2 separate regions of the Homo sapiens genome follow, and region 1 is linked to region 2. Evidence: chromatin loops called from intact Hi-C (ENCODE). Cell type or tissue: OCI-LY7. All regions are shown on one strand. Each heading gives the region's core, and the rest is flanking DNA. Links, peaks and the distances in the headings are about the cores only.

The links. A loop is a pair of places that touch in the nucleus more often than their neighbours do. Peaks named below come from ENCODE experiments on the same cell type or tissue, not always from the same donor. Only the 100,000 strongest peaks of a DNase experiment are listed, where the experiment ranks them.
Region 1: a loop joins it to region 2, with 4 times the contacts of the local background. A loop is called at or near these places in 10 of 110 quality-filtered maps.

What each region holds. Positions count from the first base shown.
Region 1 is chr1:205,429,070-205,433,449 of GRCh38, forward strand. It overlaps a transcript of LEMD1 not described here. Among named protein-coding and RNA genes, the nearest start is that of LEMD1, 9.2 kb to the left of the region's middle. RefSeq lists silencers at 1,617-1,666, 1,887-1,936. In OCI-LY7, for the core only: CTCF peaks have their summits at 1,923 (motif pointing left) and 2,131; a DNase peak (open chromatin) is centred at 1,822; H3K4me3 peaks cover 1,044 bases; H3K27ac peaks cover 1,014 bases.
Region 2 is chr1:205,271,084-205,275,463 of GRCh38, forward strand. It overlaps TMCC2 (transmembrane and coiled-coil domain family 2), which reads left to right. Exons shown (of 5, transcript NM_014858.4): 4 at 37-172; 5 at 730-2,260. The coding sequence ends at 1,041. Among named protein-coding and RNA genes, the nearest start is that of TMCC2-AS1, 36 kb to the left of the region's middle. RefSeq lists enhancers at 630-774, 2,977-3,558, 3,559-4,141, a cis regulatory region at 702 and a silencer at 2,438-2,732. In OCI-LY7, for the core only: CTCF peaks have their summits at 2,558 (motif pointing right) and 2,765; DNase peaks (open chromatin) are centred at 2,598, 3,048 and 3,493; H3K4me3 peaks cover 431 bases; H3K27ac peaks cover 719 bases.

The sequences.
Region 1 (4,380 bases), core at 311-4,310, 160 kb after region 2:
ATGCAGCTTCTGGATCAGACAGTTGCCTCAGGCAATTCCAAGTGATCATCACCACCATCCCTTACCCTCCACAGGTGGCCCCAACCCACCTCCATCTCCAATGACCTAGAGAGTATGGAAGGACACTTCTGGTCCAGTTTAATTTGCTTGGGCAGCGGAGGAGATGAAGGAGATGCTGCAACTATTTTAACACAGCCTTGTGGGGAGGGTGGGTATGTTGAACTGAACCAGAGGAATATGATATCCACGCTGGTGGTGTGTTTCAAAGGCTGATCTTATCATGATGGTAGGGGTCCTCTGAAGCCTTGTCAATGTCTCAGGACATTTTGTGGCTTGGCTCATTTCAATGCCGCATTGTGTCAGGCAGATATGAGGGCTGAGATTTGAAAGGATCAGGATTTTGCTGGGAGGCCATATGCAGCTCTGGGCTAGAGAGAAATCTGGAATTAGAACATCCATTATGCCCTCACACTGTGACTTTTGCATGGGGGACAGATTTATTAGAAGAGGCATAAAAGATGGCCTGTGGAGATAGCCGGGGTTGGGGGAGGAAGAGACCCCCAAATGCAATCTAAACCGGAGATCACAGTGGCTAGCACAGGTCTGTTTCTGGAAATGACTCCTCTACTCTCCTTAGCATGCTTTTTAGCTATTATCTGTCCTTGCCGCACCTTACCCGAGAAGGGCATTTTTCTCGGCTATTTTGATGTTGGGGGGTGGGGGGAGCAGGGACAGGCATTTGGGGTCATTGTCTGGGAATGAATCCTGGACAGCAGGAGGCTGCTGCTCTCACTCCTCATCCCCATCATCTGTCACCCAGCGAGGGCAGCCGGCAGCCAGGCCGCGGACTGCCTAATGAAGACAGAGAGGTGGTTCCGGCTGTGCACAGGTGTCGCTTCCCCATTAACAGAGGTGACATTCCGAAACACTACTCATTACAGAGCAGACATTGGACAGGGCTGGGACACATATTAATGGCAGCAGGGCCAGGCAGCGTCTGTCTCAAATCCCACTGCCCCTGAGAGAGCAATCGAGAGAGCAAGAAAGAAGCATCCTGAGTGTCAAACCAGCAGGCTCCTCACTTTGCAGAGAAAAATGAATTCTTGCCACATAGAAGGCCAAGTCATTCTCTCTGCTGCTTGCACACCCAAGGGTCCTCGGCTTCAGGCCCGCCCAAGCGCTGACCAGCTCCCGTAGAAGCCCCCAGCTCCTTCCCTCTTAGGAAGGGCTGTGTTGAAGACGGCTGGGCGGAGGGGCATCCTCAAATCAGACCTGGATCTGAATGGAGCCCATGAAGTCTTGTTTTAGAGATGGGCATGGATCCCAGTTGTAACTAGGAAGTATAGAGGGAGGCTATGGAGAATTTCCAGACGTTGTCAGGGACGGGGTGGGAGAGTAGGGTAGGGGTGGACAACCAAAGTCATCCAGAGGAGGTAAGAACAAGACAGATCTTCCTCCTGGAATGGGATGCGTGGTTCCCATGAGACAGGAGAAAGCCGCCCATCACCGTGGAGAACCAGGAATGGCAGACCACGCGGACGCCAACAGTTTACGCAGCTCCCCAGCTAGGTGCAAAGTGGCCAAAGGAAGAGCCGGTCTTCCACACGCACACCTCCGCGCCCACACTGCCCCAGGAGCTTCCCACTCAGCCGGGGGACCCCCAAGCAGCCGGCGAGGCGCACTGCGCACGCGCACTCAGGCCGCGGCTCCAGCCGCCCTCCCTCCGCAGTGGGGCGCCCCGCCCCCGCGCCGCTCAGTTTTAAACTCGCAGCAGACGGAACTCGACTTAAAAATAACTATTTTGACAGTTCAGATGTAAATATGTGAGTGACGCGTGGGGCTGTTTTTCCTTCACACTTCCCCTCACCCCTCGCTCCCTACCCCAGCTCAATTCGGCTGAGGCTGAGATGATGGGAGAGCGCCGTCTGCAGGATGCTCCCTAAAATGCAGCAGGAGGAAGAGACTTGTCCTAGAGAGCCCAGCGAGCTTGGGGGTGGGGCGGAGGACCCCCAGCTCACTTTCACTGCACAGGTCACACGCCTTTTGGGGATAAGCAGATTTACACACTATTTCTTGTCTATTACCTGAAAAAGGAGACGTTAGCCAACACACAAGTGAACTAATTTAATCATTCCTGACCTCTCCGTACCCAGTTTTCAGTTCAATTTGACCTGTGCATATTGACTGAATGTCTACTTCGTACCCAACACCGTGCTAGATGCAGTGCAACATGTGACACGTGCAACATGCACACTTGCGATTCCTAATTTTTTCAACGAACCTTCCAGTTAACTCATATTGAACACCTGCTTTGTGCCAGGCCGGGAGCTAGGTAAGCACTTGAGCACAGGCTATCTGACTTGACCCCTGCAAAAACTTGTGGATATTATTATCTGCATTTTCCATATGAAAAACAGAAGTCTAGGGAGATTGAGTGACTTCTCTAGGCCGCCACAGATAGTAAAGACAACAAGTCTTGTGCTCTTCCCTCCATAGCCAATTGAGTGGAAGGTTGGTGGAGGCAGAGTTCCACCCACTTTATAAGTAGGGGAAACTGAGGTCCAGACAAAGTCGCATGTCTGTCTGGTCACCAATACACATTTTAGCTGGGGCAAAGCCAGGAGAACAACACGGAAGCTTTTTTCTTTCTTTCTTTCTTTTTTTTTGAGACTGAGTCTTGCTCTGTTGCCAGGCTGGAGTGCAGTGGTGCGATCTTGGCTCACTGCAACCTCCGCCTCCCGGGTTCAAGAGATTCTCCTGCCTCAGCCTCCAGAGTAGCTGGGACTACAGGTGCGTGCCACCACACCCAGCTAATTTTTGTATTTTTAATAGAGACGGGGTTTCACCATGTTGGTCAGGATGGTCTTGATCTCCTGACCTCGTGGTCCACCCACCTCGACCTCCCAAAGTGCTGGGATTACAGGTGTAAGCCACCGCACCCGCCCAACACAGAAGCTTTAGGATTACCAGCCTGCAGTCCCTTCCCAATCTTCTGGTCCCAGGCAATGTGGTGGGGTGTGACAGATAACCACGTGATATCTTTGAGGTTCTCACTGTCTCTTTGGAAGAAGGGTAGGGAAAAGGTAGCAGGAGAAGAGTTAGAGAAAGGAAGAGGAAGGGAAAAGGAGGGAGGAGGGCTGAAGAGTGGACAAGCATAAGTGTGTGTAGACATGCATGGCCTGGCCAGGTAGTGCAATGAGATAGGGAAGTTCAGAGAGCCCCCAGCCACTCCTCCTTTGTGTGCTCCCGGTCTCCCACCGGCTTGGGCCTCTCCCTCCTTGGCCCAGTGTGCACTGCTCCCAGGCTCTTTCCCCTCATCCTAACAAAACCTGCTCCAAGAGGGAATCTGAGGTAATCACTGATGCTGTGGGACAAGTGCCTGAAAACTGCCCAGTGGTTGCTTCCTTTCTGGATTACAAACCCCAAGAGATCAAAACCTGAAGTCAAAGAGAGGAAGCACTCATGAAATTTCAGATGTCAGACTTTGGAGAGGAGAGGAATTTGGGAACAATAAGGCTTACCTGTGACAGAAGAGGCTTCCTATCATACCTGCCAGCAGGGTCATTGCTAGCTCTGTCCGTGCGTACATACAGCCATGGGCAGAAGTCTGTAGACGCTGGCAAAGAAGAGAGGAGGGTCCCCGGGAAATCCCACCTCAGCCAGGCACAGTGGCTCTTGCCTGTTATCCCAGCACTTTGGAAGGCCAAGGCAGGAGGATAGCTTCAGCTCAGGAGTTCAAGACCAGCCTGGGCAACATAGTAAGACCCTGCCTCTACAAAAAACTACAAATAACTAGCTGGGCATGGTGGTATGTGCTTGTAGTCCCAGCTACTCAGGAAGCTGAGGTGAGAAGACCACTTGAGCCTGGGAGGTTGAGGCTGCAGTGAGCCATGATTGTGCCACTGCACTCCAGCCTGGGCAACAGAGCAAGACCCTGCCTCTAAAAATAAAAAATATAAAAATTCCACTTCTTATGTGATGCCTTCCCTGATTCTTCCCTACTCTACAGTTGTGTTCTCTCAGGACTCTGAAGCCCTGGAGCACTTTGCTTGTACTTTAGCTGAGGCATTTTTGAGCCTTGCCACATTGTTTTCTAAATTATTATTAAATTGGCCAGGCATGGTGGCTCACACCTGTAATCCCAGCACTTTGGGAGGCACTTTGGGATCACAAGGTCAGGTGTTCGAGACCAGCCTGACCAACATGGTGAAACCCCGTCTCTACTAAAAATACAAAAATTAGTGAGGCGTGGTGGCGGGTGCCTGTAATCCCAGCTACTTGGGAGGCTGAGGCAGGAGAATCGCTTGAGCCCAACAGGCAGAGGTTGTAGTGAGCCGAGGTTGCGCCACTGCACTCCAGCCTGGGCAACAGAGCGAGACT
Region 2 (4,380 bases), core at 107-4,106:
AGCCAGGACTGGTGTCACTCTCTCTCCCTCCGCCAGGTACGAGCGGCTGGAGGAGCAGCTCAACGACCTGACTGAGCTTCATCAGAACGAGATGACGAACCTGAAGCAGGAGCTGGCCAGCATGGAGGAGAAGGTGGCCTACCAGTCCTATGAGAGGGCACGGGACATCCAGGTATGGCCAGGGCAACCTTGGGAGGCCCCAGATGTGCTGGTAGAGCTGGCAGCAGCCAGAGGGTTAGGGTTCTTGTCACGTGGGGCATGATAGACACAGGCTGGCCTGTTGGCCGGGGCCGATAGGCACATGGATGAAGAGGGCAGCGTAGCGGGAGCGGAGTGGAGTGAGCAAGACAGGCCTGAGGCTGACAGCGTGCACTGTGCAGAGGCAAGCCCACAGGGCAGAGGCCACCATGCCCCCCACCTCTTTGATGGCAGCTTCGCAAATGAGTATTTGGAGTTTCCAGGCTCCAGCCTGCCTCAAGAGGGAGCCAGCTGGGATTGGGCCAGCTCTTTTCCTTCCCTAGTAATCAAGACTCTCATTTCCTAGCATCCTCCCCAAAGAGTCATCCTTAAAGGTCTCTGACCCCAGTTGCAGCTGGTCAACCTCCACTCCTCCTGGCCTTTGGAGAGGAGACTTCGTTATAGGCACCTTCTCAGTGGGGTAGGTAGGTTTTCAGCCTAGGGGTCCTGCCCATCCTGAGCGCACACATGCCAGCCCCTCTGCCCCTGCAGGAGGCCGTGGAGTCCTGCCTGACCCGGGTCACCAAGCTGGAGCTGCAGCAGCAACAGCAGCAGGTGGTACAGCTGGAGGGCGTGGAGAATGCCAACGCGCGGGCGCTGCTGGGCAAGTTCATCAACGTGATCCTGGCGCTCATGGCCGTGCTGCTGGTGTTCGTGTCCACCATCGCCAACTTCATCACGCCCCTCATGAAGACACGCCTGCGCATCACCAGCACCACCCTCCTGGTCCTCGTCCTGTTCCTCCTCTGGAAGCACTGGGACTCCCTCACCTACCTCCTGGAGCACGTGTTGCTGCCCAGCTGAGTGGCCAGCCACACCAACCCTGTGCTCTCTGGCCCCCAGCTGGCCACACTTCTCCAGGAGGGACCCTTGGACTTCTTTGTGTGTCCAGTTTGGCCTCCTGCCCAAACTGTCCATTCCAGCAGCTCCTGCCCCCTTCTCTGTACTTGCTTCTGTCTGACACCTTCTCCCTGTTGGCCTGAAGGGAGCTTAGAATGCAGCCCTACCTGGAGATAGTGCGGGCACCTGTGGCCAAGTGGAGCAGAGGTGGACATGGGGTTGGATTGTTTTGATTATTTATAGTTACACAAGGACTTCTCCCAGCTGACCCTCAGGATGCCCCAAGTCAGGAAGACCATTAAGAATAGGAGGAGAGGGCTCTGCCTCAACTTTCCTAGGAAAGAGCCCACCTCGGAGATAGCTACGGTTTTCTCTGGTGGAGATGGTGAGGATGAAGGCTGGAGAGTGAGGGAGGAGGCTCTGCTGGCCGCAGAGAACACAGGGATGGGAGGGTCCCTAGCCTTCGGGCACCTCCAGGGCCAGAGAGCAGGCTCAGAGCAGCTAGTGTGGAGCTCAGCATCCCCACCCCACCCCTCCTCCCTGTAGAGCTGATTTGAGGCCTCCTTCTGGGGCTGGGCTCTGCAGGCCAGGTGGGTGTGGCCTGTGTTTTCCCTTCTGTTCTTTCTGCCTGTACTGGATCTGTTATTTTCAGGGAAACAGGCCCCAGGGCCCCCCTGAGCCTCACCCTAAGCCCTTAGGCCTCTGAGAGTGCTGTTGGGTTCTATTTATTTATTTATTTGTTCCTTTGTTCCCTACCCGTGCCCCCAGTGTCTTCCCTGCTGAGTACCAGGAGAGGTCCTGCCCCATCCTCTCTCTGAAGCCAGGGCCCTTCCATTCCATTTAGCCTTTGGATCATCCTGGCTGGGAGAAGTGGGACCGAGCCACCCAGCCCCACTATCCCCAAGCAGCCCTACAGCCGGGATGGGAGGCACGTGGCCTCTCTTTTATCCGTCTATTTATTTTGTAAGTGTATTCGTGTGGAGGAGGTTGTTGCTTTATTTTTTTAAGGCTCTGGAGTGTTGTGTATGGTTTCTTTTCACATCCCAGCCTCCCATGGGCACTTCTAAGAAGAGAGGGGATTTCTTGGAAAAGGAGAGAGGAATCCCCTAGAGCAGGGAAAGCAGTGCCTGCCAGCTGTTGTGCACCTTCCTGAGAAATAAATATCCTCTAAATTTTCAAACCATCCTGTCTGGTGTTGGTTGATTAGGTTGTGTCTGTGGGAACCACCACGTCTCTCCCCACACCCAAGCATTCTGGGTAACACAGGCTAGGCCTCTCCTGTTGACCTGAGGCCCTCTTCCTCCAGAATCCGACAAGGAACAAGGCATGGCCTAAGCGGTATGATAGAAGGGATGATATCCACCCCATCCAGGCCTCTTAGAGTCCAGGCAAAGGCAATTAGGAGAGAGATTTCCATAGCTCGGAGCAGGTGAGCCACCAGCGGCCTGAATGGCAGCAGCCATACCCAAGTGAGGCCACGAGAGGGCAGCAGAGTCCTTACGCTAACACTTTCTCCCGGTGCAGCCCCAAAGAAGGCAGCTGCTGGAGTTAGCTTGGTTTTCTCAGAGCCGTCAGCCAGAGCACAGAGCACCTGCTCTCCAGGTGCTGGAGCATGGGCTTGAGTGTAGTGACCAGGCCCTCTGTGGCTGCAGCACCCACTCCCGGCAGTTCACACAGATGGGCACCCTAGATGGCACTGCACTCCCAGCAGTAACCCTGTGGGGGTTTAGGAGAGGCCACCTGAATCTCCCTGCTGGGATGAAAAGATGCTGACTTCCAGCATCTGGAACAGGAGGGATGGTGGGAAATGCACCCACCCCAGAGACCTGGGTCCTGGCCCATAGTGAGTAGATGGCAGCCAACTCACATCTCTCTGCACCTCAGTCTCCACATCAGCGGTAGAGGATGTGCAGCAGCTCACTTCGAAGGGCTTGGACATTCTGCAGTTCTGTGGGTCTGACAAATCAGAAGTTGCCGCTGTACTTGTGGCCTCAGGCTTGAGGAGACAACAAGAGTCAGAGACAGTGCTGTCACCAGATTGGAGAGAAGGCTGTGCTGGTGCCACGGGGGGTGGCATTGGTGGCTCATCCTCACCCTCTGCACAATGTAAGAGTTTCACTAGGTGACCTTGCCGGGGCCTTCCAACAGTGTCATTCCTGGACCCTACACTCACCTCCCTTGGGGGCCACAGGTGTCCTAGAGCCCACATTCCTGGGCCCCAGGTGGGGGGTGGCTGCCCCAGGCTGCAGACATTTCCCACATTCCTCCCCAAGGTCAGGTGCCTTCCCTGAATTAAATGTCACTGCCAACAACAGCCCACACTGAAAGGGAGGAGGAAAAAGGGAGGGAGGGTGGCGGCCATGCTCAGCTGATCCTGAGACTGACAGCGAACAGAGGAGGTGGGGGAAGACCAGCCCCAGCTACACAGGGTCATCTGCAAAAAGGACAGAACACCAGCCTGTGTTTGCCTTATCATGACAACGTGTCTAATAAAGCCCTGCCTGTCTGGGACTCTGATGGTCACTGATGCTTCCTTGTTTGTGTTTGAGCCTTCTCGCCCTTTAGAAAAAAGGGGGTGCGGCCCGGCATGATGGCTTACGCCTGTAATCCCAACACTTTGGGAGGCCAAGGTGGGTGGATCACCGGAGGTCAGAAGTTCGAGACCAGCCTGACCAACATGGTGAAACCCCATCTCTACTTAAAATACAAAATTAGCCGGGCGTGGTGGCACATGCCTATAATCCCAGCTACTTGGGATGCTGAGGCAGGAGAATCACTTGAACCTGGGAGGCGGAGGTTGCAGTGAGCCAAGAGTGTGCCATTGCACTCCAGCCTGGGCGACAAGAGTGAAACTCTGTCTCAAATAAAAAAACAAAAAAAAAGAAGGAAAAAAGGGAGTGCATTGCCCCCACTTCAACCTGGCCTCCTTTGCTGGGGACCGTTCTTCAGAATGCAGGGCCAACAGGCAGGTCCTTCCCAGAGCATCTGTCATGCAGGTCCCAGCCCCTCACCTGAGGGTCCGGAGGTCTCAGCCAGGCTGGTATGCTCCCCTCAGCCTGGGTCCACTACAGAGGGAGTAGCTAAGAATTCATGTTGAAGTTGGCACGTTACTGCTCCAGCAGCACTGAGCAGGCAGGTGGCATGTTTACCATGCCCGTGCAGAGCTGGCACTCCCTGCCAACCTCATCAAAACTGTAGGGCTACAACAGGTGCAGCCCTGGCAAACAGCAAAGCAGGCAGACAGCACAGGCCAGCAGGAGGTGACTTAACCCCTGCCAGCACAGGTTACTCTGGAGTGGTTCT